Regions from separate parts of the Mus musculus genome. Here region 1 is linked to region 2. A link is a loop called in an ENCODE intact Hi-C map of the cell type or tissue named here. Cell type or tissue: heart. All regions are shown on one strand.

Region 1 (2,500 bases), 140 kb before region 2:
GAGTTCCAGGACAGCCAGGGCTATACAGAGAAACCTTGTCTCAAAAACAACAGCAACAACAACAACAACAACAAAACAAATCAAAAAACAGTTAAGAACACTGTCTGCTCTTCCAGAGGTCCTGAGTTCAACTGTCAGCAACCACATGGTGGCTCACAGCCATCTGAACTGGGATCTGATGCCCTCTTCTGGTGTGTCTAAAGACAGTGACAGTGTACTCACATATATAAAATCAATAAAATTAAAAAAAAAAAAAGATTTAACCCTGTCTGGCTGTGATCCCAGTACTTGTGTAGAAGCAGGAGGATCACCTAATGTTATTCCAGGTCATACTTGGCTACATAGAGGTCACTCCAGGCTACCTAATAGCCTGCTCTTCTGAGTTTGAGGCTAGCCTGGTCTATATAGAGTTTCTGGCCAGTCATGGTTATATAATAAGACATTGTTCTCAAAAAACAAGCCAAACGCCGGGCGTGGTGGTGCACGACTTTAATCCCAGCACTCGGGAGGAATAGGCAGGTGGATTTCTGAGTTCGAGGCCAGCCTGGTCTACAAAGTGAGTTCCAGGACAGCCTGGGCTATACAGAGAAACCCTGTCTCGAAAAAGAAAACAACAACAACCACCACCACCAAAACAAAAACAAACAAACAAAACTCCTTAGTTAAGTTGGGACAGAAAAAAATTCATAATATCATAAAAGCCAAATTAAAAAAATCAGAGTTGACACAATATTGTGAAAAATGGTAAGTTTTTACTCCAAGATCAGGGAAAAGGGAAAGATGGCCTCTTCTGTCTACTCAACACAGGGTTACACATATTTGTAGCCGGTGTTGGTTACTTTGTGGGTTCTTCTTTCTTCCACCCTTCTCCCCCTCTGCCCCCCAACACTAGATAACAGAAAAAAGGATAGAGAGGAAAGGAAGGAGATCCCTGAATAAAGTTAGGGAAGCAACATTATCATTAAGACTATCATTAAGGAGCCTACTGACTAGGGGTAGTGAGTTCCTGGGGGCAAGTTTGATCTTTGCTGTCAGGGTATCTAATTTCTTCTTGTTTCTTTCTGCACGACTACTTAACAAACCACAACCCACCATACCTCTCTGGGCCCTAGCATTTATTTTATTTTATTGGTTTTTTTGAGACAGGGTTTCTCTGTATAGCCCTGGCTGTCCTGGAATTCACTTTGTAGACCAGGCTGGCCTCGTACTCAGAAATCCGCCTGCCTCTGCCTCCCAAGTGCTGGGATTAAAAGCATGTACTACCACACCCGGCCTTATATATATCCTCTGAAACGTCCCTAGCATTCCAAACTTTGCACCATCACAGAAATTATCTGCAGCTGGCAAAAGCACACCATTGCTAGAGCACCAGGCAAATCATAGTCAGCGTCTGTGGTCAGTGCAAAGCAGCCCCACATCCCACACCCAGGGTTAAAACAAAAACACATTCTTATAATTTTCTGTAGATTTTTTTTTAAAGATCTACTTATTTATTATGTATACAGCGTCCTACCTGCATATATACTGAAGGCCAGAAGAGGGCACCATATCTCATTATAGATGGTTGTGAGCCACCATGTGGTTGTTGGGAATTAGACTCAGGAAGAGCAGCCAGTGCCCTTAACCACTGAGTCATCTCTCCAGCCCCTATTTTTGTGTTTTTAAAGAAAACAAAAGTGCCATTATACATCCTCAACAGCATAGATTTTTTGTTTTTTGTTTTTTCAAGACAGGGTTTCTCTGTGTAACCTTGGCTGTCCTGGAATTCACTCTGTAGACCAGGCTGGCTTGAACTCAGAAATCTGCCTGCCTCTGCCTCCCAAGTGCTGGGATTAAAGGCGTGTGCCACTACTGCCCGGCTAACAGCATCGATTTTTAAAAAAGAAGGGAAGAGAGAAAGAAAGAAAGAAAGACAGAAATGCAAGTTGATAATCCTTATTTCACAACATGTGAGTGCTGAGAAATAAATCCAATGAGATTGTAAGATACAATAGAATAGAAAATCTGTTGCTTTCTTTAAACACTAGAACAACCTGAAAATATTTAAAAGAATGATGGGTTTGTCAGTGCATGATTTTGATCCAGGAGGCAGAGATAAGAGGATCTCTGTGAGTTTGAGACCAGCCTGGCATATATTGCATAAATAGATAGATAGATAGATCTTATTAAATGAATTTTTGTGGGCCAGGCATAGATAGTGACACATGCCTTTTTATCCAAGCACTCCTGAAGCAGAAGCAGGCAGATCTCTGTAGGTTAAAGGCCAGCCTGGTCTACATAACAAGTTCTAGAAGTGCCATGGGGGAGGGGTAGCTGTCAGTTCAGATGCCAGAGGTTGATGTTGGATATCTTCTTCAGTCACTGTTTTTGGAGACAGGTTTCTCACTAACCCTGGAAGTATTTGACTCTGAGTTTGTCACAACTGCAGATTTCACATGGGTGCTGGGGGCTTAGCTCGGCAGCTGAGGCTTGCTGGGCAGGCGGGCCGGCACTTTACCGG
Region 2 (2,500 bases):
GCACTTTAACACACAAATGAGCAAATGTTTCCGTATGTCCCAAACCCATTGGAGGGCAAGAGCAGAGGCAGCTGCCACTTCCCCTTCCTCGATAAGATGCAAGCAGCCAGTACTGACGGCTCCTCACTAAGCACTGGATGCCCATGTCCAGGGTGGGGGGCAGAGCCATGAGCAGGACACTTGATCTTGGTTCGAGTTTGTGGTCCAACATGGATATAAGGAATGAGCGAGGGCGGAAGGAGCCTGAGTCTTGTCCCTGCTGCAGTTCCAGGAGGACGGGTTTCTGCTGTTGGAAGGATTCTTCACAGCGGATGAGTGTGTGGCCATGCAGCAGAGGATCGGTGAGATTGTAGCTGAGATGGATGTCCCTCTGCACTGCCGGACAGAATTTTCCACCCAGGAAGATGAGCAACTTCAAACCCAGGCAGGTACCTGGGGCGCTGAGGGTGGGCGTCTGGTTTTGGTGGGTGCTCAGTCTTAGGCAGCAGTCTGGACTGGACGGGAGGACCCTAAGGCCACACACAGACTTCTGACAAGGGATCAGACCTCAGCCATCTGTATGCCGGGTACCAGGCTAAAGAGCTGTGCTGTATTCCTCCACACTATGAATTTATAAGGTGGCTATTATTATTCTCGCTTGGCAATGGGAAAAGCGGGGCTTTTCTCTGGGTAATATTGTGCTGCTCCAACCACACAGTTTGTAACTGATAGAGACTTGAATCCACCTCTCTGATATCAAATGATGCTGGTCGTTGACCTGCTGCAGTTTCTCAAATTCTCTGGTCACAAAGAACTCTCTGTGACCAGAGTGAGCCCTGTGATAGGCCACTCTTGGGTGAGTCATCTCCCAACCAGACTAGGAAGGCCTCTTGCTTCCTCAGACTCAACACAGTTTGGCAGGATAGGTGGTTCTTCCAACCAGTTCCCTTAACCCTTCTTAGTCTGAATTTTTTAGTGGTTCAGGCAACAGGGCTCACCTTATACTGATGCCAAGGGGCTTCTGCCATCTGGTGGACATAAATAGAATTACAGCAGCCAGAAACTGCTTTCTCCCAGAGAGGGGAGGAGGAAGGATGGAGGCTTCAGAAGAAGACACATAACAGACTGAGAATTTTTCCAACTAGCAGGACAGACACACTCTAAGGAATGAGGGGGCCGAACCCTGTCCCTCTCCCTAGTTACTTACCGAGAAGACTCTAACAGTCCGGTGGTTGCAGAGGTAGGAATGTTGAAAGAAGAAAGGGTGATGTTAGAGATATGGCTCATTGGTTGAGCATACTGGCTGCACTTCCAGAGGACCAAGGTTCAATTCCCAGCTCCCAGTTCCCACATGGTAGCTCATGTACTTCCAGTTCCAGGGGCCCAATACTCATACAGATATACACGTGGGCAAAACACCAATGCACACAACACAGGACACAGAGGCAGGTGAATCTCAGTGAGTTCTAGGCTGGTCACTCTACAAGGTGAGTTCTAGGATAGCCAGATACAGAGGAATTGTGTTGAAAAAAAAAATCAAAAACAAATGAAGAAGAGGAGGAGGAAGAAGAAGAAGTGGAGATGGTGGTGTGGTTTGGGGTGCTGGAATTGAACCTGGGTTCTTTTTTTTTTTTTTTTTCTTTCCTTTTTTTTTTTTTTTTGGTTTTTCTTTTTTTTTTTTTTTTAAAGACTTATTTATTTATTATATGTAAGTACACTGTAGCTGTCTTCAGACACTCCAGAAGAGGGCGTCAGATCTTGTTACAGATGGTTGTGAGCCACCATGTGGTTGCTGGGATTTGAACTCCTGACCTTCGGAAGAGCAGTCGGGTGCTCTTACCCACTGAGCCATCTCACCAGCCCTTTTTTGGTTGTTTCGAGACAGGGTTTCTCTGTAGAGCCCTGGCTATCCTGGAACTCACTCTGTAGACCAGGCTGGCCTCGAACCAGAAATCTGCCTGCCTCTGCCTCCCGAGTGCTGGGATTAAAGGCATGTGCCACCATGCCCGGCTTGAACCTGGGTTCTTAAAAGAGCTCACTGAGCCATCTTCCCAGCCCTAAGAAGCAATGACCTTGCACTTAAACTTTGCTCTTTTCCCCGGCAATACAGCTGCAGTGCTGGGCGGAGACAGGGAGAGGCACCTTCTGTAGGAGACACAGCAAGGTTTTGTAATGTATGTATTGCTAGCACTGTTCAGATAGAATATTTGCTTGTTTGTTTTGAGACAGGGTCTTATTTTATAGCCTTGTTTGTCCTGGAACTTGCTGTGTAGCCCAGGCTGGCCTCAATCACACAGAGATCTGTCGGCCACAATTGTGTCATTTTTAGCTCAGGACTCCACACACCACCTAAGATACTGAATATAAAATAGGCACAACCGCCAGGCGTGGTGGCACATGCCTTTAATCCCAGCACTTGTGAGGCAGAGGCAGGTGGATTTCTGAGTTCTAGGCCAGCCTGGTCTACAGAGTGAGTTCCAGGACAGCCAGGGCTACACAGAGAAACCCTGTCTTGAGAAAA

What was found. Peaks named below come from ENCODE experiments on the same cell type or tissue, not always from the same donor. Only the 100,000 strongest peaks of a DNase experiment are listed, where the experiment ranks them.
Region 1: a loop joins it to region 2, with 5 times the contacts of the local background. A loop is called at or near these places in 7 of 42 quality-filtered maps.

Annotation. Positions count from the first base shown.
Region 1 is chr2:30,127,444-30,129,943 of GRCm38, forward strand. No RefSeq gene overlaps it. Among named protein-coding and RNA genes, the nearest start is that of Zer1, 4.1 kb to the left of the region's middle. In heart, a CTCF peak has its summit at 1,534 (motif pointing right); no DNase peak of the experiment used is centred here.
Region 2 is chr2:30,269,424-30,271,923 of GRCm38, forward strand. It overlaps Phyhd1 (phytanoyl-CoA dioxygenase domain containing 1), which reads left to right. Exons shown (of 11, transcript NM_001252570.1): 2 at 266-424. Among named protein-coding and RNA genes, the nearest start is that of Phyhd1, 3.9 kb to the left of the region's middle. In heart, a CTCF peak has its summit at 1,017 (motif pointing left); DNase peaks (open chromatin) are centred at 278, 368 and 898; H3K27ac peaks cover 737 bases.